Linked DNA regions of Homo sapiens: region 2 is linked to region 1. The links are chromatin contacts, found by Hi-C or POLR2A ChIA-PET in ENCODE. All regions are on one chromosome and are shown on one strand. The core of a region is the stretch at or near the end of the contact, and the rest is flanking DNA. Distances in the headings are between cores, read along the strand shown. Region 1 holds the start of PSMB9 (proteasome 20S subunit beta 9). Region 2 holds the start of BAK1 (BCL2 antagonist/killer 1).

Evidence for each region. A loop is a pair of places that touch in the nucleus more often than their neighbours do. ChIA-PET counts read pairs that join two places held with the same protein, here RNA polymerase II (POLR2A). Pooled maps may share reads with other maps.
Region 2: a loop to region 1 is called in a map of CD8-positive, alpha-beta T cell, with 4 times the contacts of the local background. The contact joins the promoter of BAK1 here to the promoter of PSMB9 in region 1. A Hi-C loop is called at or near these places in 1 of 168 maps with a recorded cell type or tissue (CD8-positive, alpha-beta T cell) and 7 of 50 pooled maps. POLR2A ChIA-PET finds 5 or more read pairs at or near these places in 1 of 52 experiments (CD4-positive, alpha-beta T cell).

What each region holds. Positions count from the first base shown.
Region 1 is chr6:32,851,198-32,858,275 of GRCh38, forward strand. It overlaps PSMB9 (proteasome 20S subunit beta 9), which reads left to right and starts at 2,995. Exons shown (of 6, transcript NM_002800.5): 1 at 2,995-3,092; 2 at 4,941-5,008; 3 at 6,066-6,197; 4 at 6,808-6,937. The coding sequence starts at 3,033. TAP1 (transporter 1, ATP binding cassette subfamily B member) reads right to left here and starts at 2,507. Exons shown (of 11, transcript NM_000593.6): 1 at 1,842-2,507; 2 at 1,191-1,305; 3 at 912-1,042. The coding sequence starts at 2,439.
Region 2 is chr6:33,576,020-33,583,097 of GRCh38, forward strand. BAK1 (BCL2 antagonist/killer 1) reads right to left here and starts at 4,257. Exons shown (of 6, transcript NM_001188.4): 1 at 4,006-4,257; 2 at 1,516-1,616. The coding sequence starts at 1,585. RefSeq lists a silencer at 2,813-2,922 and an enhancer at 2,831-3,476.

The DNA of each region.
Region 1 (7,078 bases), core at 1,745-4,244:
TGATGAGACGAACTAACAATGAGCCAGGATGCCAGGGTCAGGGGTGTCAACATGGGGTTCTAAGGAGGCTGCAGGAAACAAGGTTAGGGTTCTCCAGAGGTCTGCAAATCTCAGTGCAGGGAAGATGAGTGTTAAAGAGGAAAGGCCTGACCTTCATTTTAATTATAAAGTCATTAATGCACATGTGAATTTCCATTTTCCTGAAAGCTTTCTGTTCCCTAGAGAACCTGTATGTCCCATGCTATACACACAGGCAGGAAGAGCTTAAACTGGTCACATAACAGAGATGGAGGAGGAGGGTGCTGCTAGGAAGCATGCCAAAGTCTGTGGAGCACTCACTGGGACTAGGGTTCTAACCCCAGGTCTATCTCTAGCCATATGTAACTGTACAGCTTCTAGTGCTGCTAGAAAGCATGCCGAAGTCTGTGGAGCACTCAAGAGACCAGGGTTCTAACCCCAAGTGTGTCTCTAGCCATATGTAACTGTGCAGTTTCAGCATTTAGGGTCTTGGCCTCAGTTTCCTTCTCTGTCAGATGAGGCAGTTGGTCTCTATGAGCTCAAAATTTCCAGGTTTGAAATTCTATGGTTTCTATCTAAGGATACATAGGAATAGATTTATAAGAAAATGCTAGATGAAAACTCTAGGTTTTTCTTAAGGTAAGGAGGACAATATTTTGCTCCTGAGGTATATCAAGAATGAGAAAAACAATTGTGTGTGTGTGTGTGTGAGAGAGAGAGAGAGAGAGACAGAGACAGAGAGAGAGAGACAGGGAGAGGGTATATCAAGAATGAGAAGGAACAATGTGTGTATGTGTGTGTGAGAGAGAGAGAGCGGGGAGGGGGGAGATCAAAGCAGATGTATGAGGATATGAACAGTACATGGCGTATAATGAAAGAGTTTCAGGAGAAACCTGTCTGGTTCTGTTGGAAAAACTCCGTCTCCTGGCGCAGGACAGCCCCAAACACCTCTCCCTGCAAGTGGCTGTGCACGTGGCCCATGGTGTTGTTATAGATCCCGTCACCCACGAACTCCAGCACTGCACTATAAAGAACCCGGAAAAAAAGGGGATCAGGGTGTGTTCAGGGAACAGACTGAAGGTCCCAGGTATCCCCATATAAGTGCATTTCGGACAGCAGCCCCAACTTCCAACTCCCTCATTTGCAGGGTGCCCCATTTTCAGCCCCCAGACCTGGCTATGGTGAGAATGGACATGAGAGTTAAGTTTCGAGTGAAGGTATCGGCTGAGCCATCTTGTAGAATCCAGTCAGTGAGGCGGCCCGTAAAGAATGGAATGGCCATCTCCCCTGGAGAAAGAGAAGAGAGGTCACGCACAAATATTAAGTCTAAGTAGGTCAGTTCCAGTCAGACTGGCCCCACCACGCCTCCTCCCCCTCACCATTATCCTGGAGGGCATCAGCAGAAAGGAAACACTGACGTCTCAATCCCGAACCTAAATAGGCTGCCCTGGAACTCACTACCCTGTGGTTGCTCTACCAGAACTTTCAGGATTTTATTAGGAAGGCTGGAGATCATGAAGTAGAAAAGCCTCCTGTTAGAGATGAGGATGCCCCGCCCTTCGGCCCCAGAGCAAAGGATTTCCCCGCTTCCGGCGTGGCCCAAAGAATCAAGACCCGGTCAGCAATGGAGCCCAGAACCTCTGGCCCCCGCCAGTCCAGTGCCGTTTCTTCTACACCGAAGTGGTGTTCCAAGACCCACGCTAGGAGTCCTTCTCCTGCTCCACATTTCCCAGAACCCACGCTACTCTACCTTACTGACAATTACCTTTGATTCCTGTCCCAGTCCCCTTGTGTCCTCCCCTCTTGCCCTGCGTTCCCCTTACCAAGAGAGGAGAGGACCACCAGGACCAGGAACAGCGAGAGGCGGCGCGTCTCCGAGCCCAGGCAGCCTAGAAGCCGACGCACAGGGTTTCCAGAGCCGCCCTGACCGCCGGGCACCCAGAGGCTCCCGAGTTTGTGCCACAGGGCTGCTGCGGGCAGTGCCGCTGCATAACTGACAACGAAGGCGGTAGGGTGACTTCCCCAGTGCAGTAGCCTGGTGCTATCCGCGGACCCGGGGGCTCCCCATGAGATCAGCTCTCGGAACAAGGCAAGTCCCGGCAGGGCCAAGCCCAGTGCCGCAGCTAATGGCTTCAAAGCAGCCAGCCAGCCCTGGGCACCTGCGTTTTCGCTCTTGGAGCCAACCGTTGCCCTGAGGACCCCGCAGGCCCCCAGCCAGAGCACGGCCCAGCGGCTCAGGCCCACCGCCCAGACCCGGAGCAGTGGCAGCGCGGTGGGCACCAGCAGGGAGAATATGCGGGGCAGCGCGGTCCGGAGCAGCACCCAGTCGGCGAGAAGTAGCAGTACTGTCCCCAGCCATGCGAGAGAAGCTCCGGGGAGGCAGCGGCACCCGCGGGGAGCGGGACACCTAGAGCTAGCCATTGGCACTCGGACGCCGTCCCGGTCCCGGCCGGGCCTGGGACTCTCCGCGCCCCGGTGGGGCCTGAAGCTCCGGGTACCGCCGAGTCCTCCCCTACTGGCGGCTGGGGGAGGGAACGAGGGCGGGGCTCTCGGAAAGTCCCAGGAACAGGCTGATCCTGCGCTGGCGAGAAGCTCAGCCATTTAGGGGAAAGCGAAATCGAAAGCGGCCGCCTGCTCACTAGATAACGCCTACTTCCAAAAGTGGCCTGCCCAGACTATTTTGGTAGCAAGCGTGGAAATCAGATCTGAGAATCTCGGGAGCAGCCCTGGTGCCCAATTTTCTCCATCACGCACACCCTTCTCGCCTCTCCCTGCCTCCTGCCTTTCCACTTGCACCAGTTTTCCCACCCCAGCCTCAGGGCGGGGCTGCCTCGTCACTTGTCTCGGGGCAGATCTGCCCTACACACGTTAGCGCCGCGCGCAAAGCAGCCCCGCAGCACCCAGGCGCCTCCTGGCGGCGCCGCGAAGGGGCGGGGCTGTCGGCTGCGCGTTGTGCGCTGTCCCAGGTTGGAAACCAGTGCCCCAGGCGGCGAGGAGAGCGGTGCCTTGCAGGGATGCTGCGGGCGGGAGCACCAACCGGGGACTTACCCCGGGCGGGAGAAGTCCACACCGGGGTAATGGGTCTGGGCTTGAGGGTTGGCAGAGGGGTGGAGGAGATGCAGCGGCCAGGGGACCCTGGAAGCGCGCGCGGAGAAGTGAATGCAGAGACCAACGGGAGCGCAGGGAGGTCGCCTGTAGCAGCCAGCGCTTGCAACCCGCAATGAGCATAGAGTATTTCTTTTCTGAGGGGGGTCGTCTAGAGTGTCCGTGAAGGGAACAGGCACGCGAGGCTGGTGGAAAAAGCGGGTGCTTTGACTCTTAGCTGGAAGCGTCAACGGGAAGCTACTCTAAAGCGCTTTCGCTTTCACTCTGGTCCCGGACAGTGGGGGCTGGTTAAATCAAGAAAGGGGGTTGGGGATGGTGCAAAGAGATGAGGAAATGGTGCCCTGGGTGAAGTAGAACAGCACTTGGGAGAAGGAAATATAGGCACTTATTGAGAAGGACCAACTCATCACACAGACTTTTGATAAACTTGCCACTGGGCAACTCTTAGCCCAAGCACTGATAATGGGCGTTCTGTGTTAACTAGTGATGCCCTTCCCTAGCTTGACCCAGGAAGGCCTCTCCTTGGCCCAGATGCTGCCTTACTCCCTTCCCTGTGTCTTCCCTGCCCACTCCCATGTGCCCACTGGGGGGACTTTGCTTAGGATGGGCGCCTGGGGCAGATGGCAGCCCCAAGACTGGCTGGCTGGCTTCTGCTCTGGACTACTGCCACCACTCGTGGCTTGGGGGCGGCTTTGTTAGAGAGGAATAGCCTCTAACTTGAAGTTAACCCTGTTCTTTGACCCTCTATTCATGATAAGTCGGTCCGTCGGAAAGCATACTCAGAGGAGCGTCCTTTGGGGCCAGAGTAACTTACGGCCTGGTAAGAAAGACACAGTGAAACCACTTATAATTTGGGAAATCTCCCCTCACTGCCAAATGAGCAGTGGCAAGTAGGAAGTAGAAGTGGAAACAAGGGATAAGAGTTAGACCTGAATTTTAGTCCCAGGTCTACTATTAACTCTGTGTGACTTTGCATAAGTCGTTTGCATTTTCTGTGACTTGGTTTCCTCATTTGAACCGAGGATCTTTAAGGCTCCTTCCAACTCAATAGTAGAATAAATGTAGCTTTATCTTCCCTCACTTCTTCTTGATTCTTTTCTTGACCTGGAAAAGTCAGCTTAAACTTCTCAGTCAAATTATCTCTTGGTACAAATTTACCTCCCTGGCTGCTGAGATATGTATTTACCTCTTGATCGGAAATTCCATAACTGAAACTTTTATTTTCAACCATCTGTATGTGTTCCTTGCTGCTTCTCTCCTGCCTTGCCCCTGGCCATGCTAACCACTGCCCTCCTCGATTTTTTCCAATGTTCAGTAAATTGGAAGAGCTCACTTCTGATGAAATGGGGGGTGAGAGTGGAGGATTGTGGACCAAAAAAAAAAAAATAGACTGACCTTGTTTCCCAAGATCATAGTCAATTACTCTGTGTTGGGTCTACACCACATCTGCACATACTATGAGCCCTTCCGTTGGAGATAATTTTCACTTGCGGAGCTGCTTCACTTCTACCTGTAGGAGCCTCATCTCCACCTCTCTACAGTGGAGAGGATTCCACTAGGCAAGTTGGAACTTAGGGACACAGTTCTTTCTGTGTTGTATCACAGCTGGGCTGTGGCATTCCCCTGCAGCCGGATGAAGCAATAGAGAAAGTGGAAAGATGAAGGGAAAAAAAGCCTGTACTGACAGTCAGCTCTGGCCTGTTACTGTGTAATCTTTGAGCCAGTCACTTCGCCTCTCTGGGAATGTTTCTTCTTCTCTAACATGAGGGCATCAAGGCTGTTCTTGCCCTGACATTCCATATTCTGTGTCTCTGCAGACCACCATCATGGCAGTGGAGTTTGACGGGGGCGTTGTGATGGGTTCTGATTCCCGAGTGTCTGCAGGGTGAGTAAAAGTGAAGATGTATGCATTTGGAAAGAAGCTAATGGCCTCAAATACACACTTTCCTTACCCATTCATGAAAAGACTGGCAAACTGGAGCCTTGGAGGAATGGAGTTGACCTTCCCCAAAAGCCACTATGATAAGCTATTTGGTGGGTGCTTGGGTCTCTGAATTTGTGGAGGAGGATCTGGGGTCTGAATGTGTATGTGACCTGTCCCAGTAGTGTACAGGGATGAGTAAAGGAATAGGGTCTGAGAGGGGGACAGGAGATAGATTTTTGAGGGTCTTCTTTCCATCTGTGCTTAGGGATCAAAAAGATGATTCTGTCAAGCAGATACCTGGTTTCTCATTTACCATATATTGAACTATTTTGTCTCTTCTCCCACTCCTAACCAATTTCCTCACATGCAAAATGAGTATATGGGGTTAGGTCAATATTACTGACATTATGTTCCATAGAACATAACTCTCTCAAGATTGTTAATAGCAAAGAAAATTGATGAGGCATATTTTTCTTACCTTAGCATTTTTTGCTTTGTTATAAAATCTAAGCCTGAAAAATAAGCCTAATTTTGATTAACATCTGCAGTGATTAATAATATCTGAGATGATTATTTGCCTCCTGCTTTAATCCAAGCATTAAACTTCATGCTATTCTCTTGTCAAAGAAATTTGAGAGACATTGAATGATCACCCTCAAAAATTCCTGAGTTCTGGTTGGGTGCAGTGGCTCACATCTATAATCTCAGCACTTTGGGATGCCGAGGTGGGCAGATATTTGAGGTCAGGAGTTTGAGACCAGCCTGGCCAACATGTTGGGACCTTGTCTCTACTGAAAATACAAACATTAGCTGGGCTTGGTGGTGGGTGCCTGTAATCCCAGCTATTCGGGAGGCTGAGGCAGGAGAATCACTTGAACCAGGGAGGCGAAGTTTGCAGTGAGCCCAAGATTGATCCACTGCACTCCAGCCTGGGTGACAGAGTGAGACTGTCTCAAAAAAAAAAAAAAAAAAAAAAACCTGAGTTTTAACTTGGTGACTGTTGACTCCCTCCTGACAGCGAGGCGGTGGTGAACCGAGTGTTTGACAAGCTGTCCCCGCTGCACGAGCGCATCTACTGTGCACTCTCTGGTTCAGCTGCTGATGCCCAAGCCGTGGCCGACATGGCCGCCTACCAGCTGGAGCTCCATGGGTATGAAGCTCTGGAGTTCTGACTCCCCACCCACTAGAGCTCCCCCAACCTGCATGAATCCCTGTACAGTGTGCTGTTCCAGGAGCTGGACACTGGGAAATGGAAAAGTCTTGTTTCGGCTCTTGCTGGCACTTGAATCTGTCAGTTTCTGCATCTGTAAAGTGGAGATAATATAGTACCTCATGAGACGGTTATTTTGAGAACCACATTCTATATGTGAACACAGTTTAAAAGCTGTAAATCACTATCCTGATATAAATAATCAGGAAGAAGGTGATATTGTGACCCACCATAATATCAGGCAGTTACCATACGAGAAATCAAGGTCGTTGGGACGGAAGTAACCTTATCTGCTTTTCCCCATAAGAGCAGGGTCCTTGCAGCCAAAAGAAAGTTATGTGGGTGGGGCTGAGCAAAAGAGTGAGCAATTGAAAGCTTCTTACCAGTTGGTGGTGTGGGACTCTGGTTCCCCTGTACATGTGGGAGGGAGGCTGCAGTTTGAGCTATTGCAGTTACAGTTTTCAGGGGTCGTTTAGCAGGGATGATGGTAACAGTATAGGAGAATGAGACTTAAAATTCTATCAACCTTTATTCCTAATATTTCCCTCAGGATAGAACTGGAGGAACCTCCACTTGTTTTGGCTGCTGCAAATGTGGTGAGAAATATCAGCTATAAATATCGAGAGGACTTGTCTGCACATCTCATGGTAGCTGGCTGGGACCAACGTGAAGGAGGTCAGGTGAGTTTCTCCCAAAGCACTCTCTCCTCTGGGCTTCCCCACTCTCCTGCAGAGGAAGATGGAAGTCCTATGTCATTCTAGCAATGAGTTCCAAGGACACTACCTCTGAAAGCATAGTACTTTGGGGATATGAGATACCAG
Region 2 (7,078 bases), core at 3,007-5,506, 730 kb after region 1:
GTCCTCACCCATGGAAAGAAATATCCCAACCAGGTGCGGTGGCTCACGCCTATAATCCCAGCACTTTGGGAGGCCGAGGTGGGCAGATCACCTGAGGTCGGGAGTTCAAGACCAGCCTGACCAACATGGAGAAACTCTGTCTCTACTAAAAATACAAAATTAGCCGGGTGTGGTGGCACATGCCTGTAATCCCACCTACTCAAGAAGAGGCTGAGGCAGGAGAATTACTTGACCCCGGGAGGCGGAGGTTGCGGTGAGCGGAGATCGTGCCACTGCACTCCAGCCTAGGCAACAAGAGCGAAACTCTGTCTCAAAAAAAAAAAAAAAATGGCCGGGTGTGGTGGCTCATGCCTGTAATCCCAGCACTTTGGGAGGCCAAGGCGGGCGGATCACGAGGTCAGGAGATTGAGACCATCCTGGCTAACATGGTGAAACCCCGTCTCTACTAAACAAAATACAAAAAATTAGCCAGGCGTGGTGGGAGGCGCCTGTAGTCCCAGCTACTCGGGAGGCTGAGGCAGGAGAATGGCGTGAACCCGGGAGTTGGAGCTTGCAGTGAGCCTAGATCACGCCACTGCACTCCAGCCTGGGCAATAGAGCGAGACTCCATCTCAAAAAACAAAACAAAACAAAACAACAACAACAAAAAAAACAAAAAAAAAAAAAAGAAAAGAAATATCCCTACTTCAGCACCTTAGCCGCCCCTAGAGCTTATGCTGTGTGGAGAGTTGTTCCGGCACTTGCATTGAGTCCTCACAGTAGCCCTGGGAGCAGGCAATCCCCAGCTGGCAGGGGGAAAATGGCACAGGGTGTCTGAGTAACGTGTGCAAGGTCATACAGCCAGAACAAGCCGGGGAACCGGGACAGTCCCGGGCATTTGGGGTCCTGAGTCTACATTAGTACATCTCAGCTCCGCAGCCCTTTGCGTGCAGGGAAATGTGGGAAACAAAATCTGAATTTGTAGCTGCGGCCCAGAAAAGTCACACAGGGAGATAGTGACAGACCTGGGACCTGATTCCCAAGTCCAGGGAACAGCCCGCCGTGAGGTGTGAGCTGGGGCTTCCCTGGCTATCCCCTGGGAAGAGGGAAGGAGGGCAGCCATCTTACTTCCTCCCCAAGTCACAATAATTGCGTTCCCTGTTGAGCAGACCTGACTGGGTGATTGGCCAGCTTACTTCCTTATTTCTCCCGCTGGAGGGATACAGCAGCCAGGCCCCACTCTAATTCCTGCCTCCCTCGCCCGTGACCCAGCCCTCTGCCCCGGTGGCACTGTGCCTACCTTACACTCACTTCCTGGCCTCTCCCAACCTCCAGGCCCTCCCCAGTCCAGACTCCTCCCCCTCCTGGGCTTAACCTTGACAGCAGCTCCAGCCTCTGAGCCCGTGGGTGGGGAAGAGTATTCCCCACCCACAGTGGGTGAACCGAGGCGAAGGAGCCTGCCTGAGTCCTGCTCCTTCCATCCTCACGACAGCACTCATGGTTATGGGATGGGTGAGGGGGCAGGAAGACCCTTACCAGAAGCAGAGGGCAGGGCAGGCTCTCCGCACTCCTGCCTGGGAGGACCTGGGCCTTGCCCCGAAGCCATTTTTCAGGTCTCAGTGGAGGACGGGATCAGCCTGCGGGGAAGGGCGAGAAAAAGCAGAGATGGGGGTGAGCACAGACCTGTGACTGGGGACCCCATACAGGTTGCCATGTCCACATAGGAGAGAGGATCCCCCATTCCCAGAAAGGCCCTTAGTCCTCTGGGACTTTGGCCAGGCCGGTCTCAAACTCCTGACCTCGTGAGTCTGCCTCGGCCATCCACAGTGCTGGGATTACAGGTGTGAGCCACCGTGCCTGGCCTCCTCTGGGACTTTTTATTCTTACTCCAGCATGGGTCCCAGTGAAGTCTGCTGGGAGGAAACAACTTACTGAACACTCCCTCTTTGAGGGAGACAGGGTAAGAAGGTGAGGCAGCCAAGGGCAGACTGAGGTATCTGCACCATCGAGGAGGGTGTGGCTGCAGCAGTGCCCGCTGGCTCTCAAGTTCATGCCACTCCTGGGGCAAGAGCCTGGGGGGTTTTTAGCTGTTCCTGGGGCCTCCTGCAGCCCACCCAGCACATGCTTATTGCAAGCGAGCCACTGCCCAGCCAATGGCCCATGAAGGCTGTCCTCAGAGGCCCTACTTCCCTCTGGCTGGCCAGAACACACCTGTTTTTTAACTCTGGGCTGTTAGCCGCAAACATTTCCTGAGAGCCTAAGATATACTCTCCCACTTAGGAGCACTCTGTGGGTGGTGAACACTGGAAACTCACATGAACCCAGCAGGGTGAGCGCCATCATACCCACTTTACAGGCAGGAAAAGTGAGGCACAAAGAGTTGAGTGCCCGAGGTCACATCGTTAGTCACGGAAAGTCAGGTTGTTTGTCTGAATCTCCGTGAGTCCATGTACTCAACACGCATGCAAGATTTCTTTTCCAGTTTGTGGACCTCAGAGTGTGTTCTTTCTCAGGGCAACTTTCCCTATTTACCTCCTGTCTGTGCCTTCCCCACTGCTGCCTTGCAGTGACCGGAGGGAGCCCTCAGGATCAGGGCCTTCTTTGAAGCCCCATAACCTGCCTCGTACTCCCACCACACACCTGGTCTTCTGTCCCCGGCCCCAATTTTCCTCTTTGCCTGGTCCTGACCGCAGCCCCAACCTGCTGTGACCCCTCATCAGGGCGAGTGTTTCCTGGATGTCAGCTGTTTCACTTTCAGTTTGCACCCCTCCCAGAGCCCCATTTCCCCAGGCAGCCTCCAGCCCTCAGAAGGAGAGCGCCCTCCTCCTATCCCAGAGGGAGGGGGTGTGCAGCCCCACCCTGGGCCAAGCACACAGCCCCACCCCCACCGCCCAGGGCCTGGGGACCTTCGCCCACCCTCCTTCCGCTAGGCCTGGGAGTGTTTTCGAAAGTGCCCCAAGAGCTCTCAAGAAGGGGTGGAGGAGGGCTGGACCACCTGTGCCCTCACCCAGCTCCCCACTCCTCCTCGATCTGCCGGACAGGGACAGGGTGAAGGCAGACCTTCCTCTCCTCCACCTCTAGGGGCAAGGCCTTGTTAAAACAGAACTTTGCAGCCGGGCATAGTGGCCCACGAGGTCAGAAGTTCAAGACCAGCTTGGCCAACATAATGAAACCCCATCTCTACTAAAAATACAAAAATTAGCTGGGCATGGTGGCGTGCGCCTGTAGTCCCAGCTACTCGGGAGGCTGAGGCAGGAGAATCGCTTGAACCTTGGAGGCGGAGGTTGCGGTCAGCCGAGATTGCGCCACTGCACTCCAGCCTGGGCAACAGAGCGAGACTCCATTTCAAAAAACAAAAAAAAAGAGTTTTGCTTGCCTCCCACCCCCCGTAGCTCCTTACATAAGATGGCCTTCCTTCTTCCCCAGTCTCCAGGACCCGGCACCCCCAGGACAGTAGGGCTGGAGGATGCTGACTGCACCTCCAACTCCCTCTACCAACACCCCAGGCTTCCGAGGGGAGCAGGTAGAGCCTCAGAACACCCACCAAGGCCAGCAACCTATGCTGACTCAGGCCTAGCTCTGCCTCCCCCATCCAAGTGGCCTAAATTCCCGGTGAGGGGAGCCACCCCCGACTTCCTGGGCTTGCTGGGCCCCGATGAATGTTGCCCAGGGATACATGCCTGGCCAGGCCCTGGACCCAGTCTAGGGATGTTGGGCAGCAGCAAGCGCTGAGAAAGTTCTCTCTCTGCCCTTGACCTTGGCTCTGACCTCCACTCCCATCTCCCAGACTGTTAAAGGACCCAGTTCTTACAGTTCTCCGGCATCCAGGGCTGGGCCAAGAGGGGAAGCTGTGAGGGGCAGCCAGAGGCAGGCATGGCAGGATCAGGTCCCCAGCCGGGGCGGCAGACCTGCCCAGGGAAGCCTTGAGCTTCCCCTTCCCCACCCGGCTCCCGGCAGGCTCCCTGCCCCACCCTGGGGCTGGGGCTGCTGAGATCTGGGAGGATGGACAAGACCCTTCCAGCTTACCTGCCGGGATCCTGGCCCAACCCGGGTGGCTCAGCAGGGTGGAGATGGAGGTCCCGAGGGGCTGGCGGCTGCTGCTCCCAGGGGCTGAGTGGGAGCCCAGTTTCCAGGAATGGGCGTCAGTGCATTCCCGGCATCTGGATGTAGCCTTTACTTGTCCCTGTGCAGCCCGAGGGACCCGCGAGACTCCAGTGATCATAGAGGTGCCAGCGGCACCCGGCTCCAATCAGCTCCCTCTAGAGGAAGTTGCTCTGTGGCCACCGGATGCAGACGCACAGGCCGACAGCCTGTAGGGTGATCTGGGTGGGCCAGGCCCAGGAGCATGTCCCGCCCACTTTCCCCACCCCACCTCCCAGGCAGGCAGGGCGGCTGTCAGTGGCCCACTGCTTTTCCCATCCCTGATTCTCAATCCTTGTCTTTGATCTTCTCCCCCACCTCTACATCAATCAATACCAATAAAAAACCCAGGGTGAGAAGTTTCTTAAGCACTGCTGCATGCCTGGCACTTTAGCAACTATTTGTCTCATTGGATCTTCTCAGCAACTCTTGTAAGTGAGTGCTGTTGACAATACCCATTCAGATGAACAGAGGCTCAGCTGGGTTAATCATCAGTTCTGGGCCAGGCGCGGTGGCTCACGCCTATAATCCCAGCACCTTGGGAGGCTGAGGCAGGCAGATCACGAGGTCAAGAGATCGAGACCATTCTGGCTAACATGGTGAAACCCCGTCTCTACTAAAAATACAAAAAATTAGCTGGGTGTGGTGGCGGGCGCCTGTAATCCCAGCTAGTTGGAAGGCTGAGGCAGGAGAATCCCTTGAACCTGGGAGGTGGAGGTTGCAGTAAACCAGGATTGCGCCATTGCACTCCAGCCCTGGTGACAGTGCAAGACTCCATCTCAAAAAAAATAAATAGTAATAATCAGTTCTGTAGTCGCATTGGGGAATACTAATACTAGATTGAGATTCAACCTGCAATTTAGACCTGTGCACCATGCACCTTGGTGGTCTCTGGATGTTTGAAATCCTGAAGGTGATAGTCAAGTAAACGGAGATTAAAACTCAATAGAGGCTGGGCCCAGTGGCTCACGCCTGTAATCCCAACACTTTGGAAGGCTGAGGTGGGAGGATTGCTTGAGCCCAGGAGTTCAAGACCAGCCTGGGCAACAAAGTGAGACCATGTCTCTACAAAAAAAAATTAGAAATTAGCTGGGTATGGTAGTGCACACCTGTGCATTTGGTGGTCCCAGCTACCTAGGAGGCTGAGGCAGGAGGATCACCTGAGCACAGGAAGTCGAGGCCACAGTGAGCCATGTTTGCACCACTGCATTCCGCCCTGGGCAACAGAGCAAGACCTTGTCTCAACAACAACAAAAAAGGCAGCCAGCTGCGGTGTGTCACGCCTAGAATCCCATCCCAGCCATTTGGGAGGCCAAGGCAAGAGGATCGCTTGAGGCCAGGTGCAGGAGTTCCAGGCCAGCCTGGGCAACAGCAATACCCTGCTTATACCAAAAAAAAAAAAAAAAAAAAAAAAAATTAGCAAGGCATGGTGTTGTATGCCTGTGGTCTTAGCTACTGGGGAGGCTGAGGTGGGAGGATTGCTTGAGCCCAGGAGGTCGAGGCTGCAGTAAGCTATGATTGCACCAGGGCAACAGAGGGAGAGTCTGTCTCTAGAAAAAAAAAAAAAAAAAAAAAAAAGGCCGGGCACGGTGGCTCACGCCTGTAATCCCATCCCAGCACTTTGGGAGCCCGAGGCAGGCAGATCACCTGAGGTCAGGAGTTCAAGACCAGCTTGCCTAACATGGCGAAACCCCGTCTCTTTTAAAAATACACAAAAGGGAGGCCAAGGCAGGTGGATCACCTGAGGTCAGGAGATTGAGACCATCCTGGCTAACATGGTGAAACCCCGTCTCTACTAAAAATACAAAAAAATTAGCCGGGCATGGTGGCAGGCGCCTGTAGTCCCAGCTACATGGGAGGCTGAGGCAGGAGAATGGCGTGAACTCAGGAGGCAGAGCTTGCAGTGAGCCGAGATCACGCCACTGCACTCCAGCCTGGGTGACAGAATGAGACTCCGTCTCAAAAAAAAAAAAAAAAAATTGGTCGGGCACGGTGGCTCACGCCTGTAATCCCAGCACTTTGGGAGGCCGAGGCTGGCTGATCACCTGAGGTTGGAAGTTCGAGACCAGCCTGACCAACGTGGAGAAACTCCACCCCTATTAAAAATACAAAATTAGCCAGGCGTGGTGGCGCATGCCTGTAATCCCAGCTACTCTGGAGGCTGAGGCAGGAGAATTGCTTGAACCCGGGAGGCAGAGTTGTGGTAAGCTGCGATTGCGCCATTGCACTCCAGCCTGGTCAACAAGAGCGAAACTCCATCTCAAAAAATAATAATAATAATAAATAAATAAAATAAAGCCGGTTGTGGTGGCGTGCGCCTATAATCCCAGCTACTTGGGAGGTTGAGGCAGGAGAATTGCTGAACCCAGGAGGCGGAGGTTGCAGTGAGCTGAGATTGTACCACTGCACTCCAGCCTGGGTGACAAGAGTGAAACCCCATCTCAAAAAAATAAAATAAAAATAGGGCCGGGCACGGTGGCTCATGCCTGTAATCCCAGCACTTTGGGAAGCCGAGGTAGGTGGATCACAAGGTCAAGAGGTCGAGACCATCCTGGCCAACATGGTGAAACCCTGTCTCTACTAAAAATACAAAAATTAGCCGGGCGTGATGGCGGGTACCTGTAGTCCCAGCTACTCAGGAGGCTGAGGCAGGAGAATCGCTTGAAGCCAGGAGGCGGAGGTTGCAGTGAGCCAAGATTGTGCCACTGCACTCCTGCCTGGCGACAGAGCTAGACTCCATCTCAAGAAATTAAAAATAAAAATAAAAACAAGGCCGGGCCCGGTGGCTCTCGCCTGTAATCCCAGCACTTTGGGAGGCCGAGGCGGGTGGATCACGAGGTCAGGAGATCGAGACCATCCTGGCTAACACGGTGAAACCCCATCTCTACTAAAAATACAAAAAATTAGCTGGGCGCCGTAGCAAGCGCCTATAGTTCCAGCTGCTTGGGAGGCTGAGGCA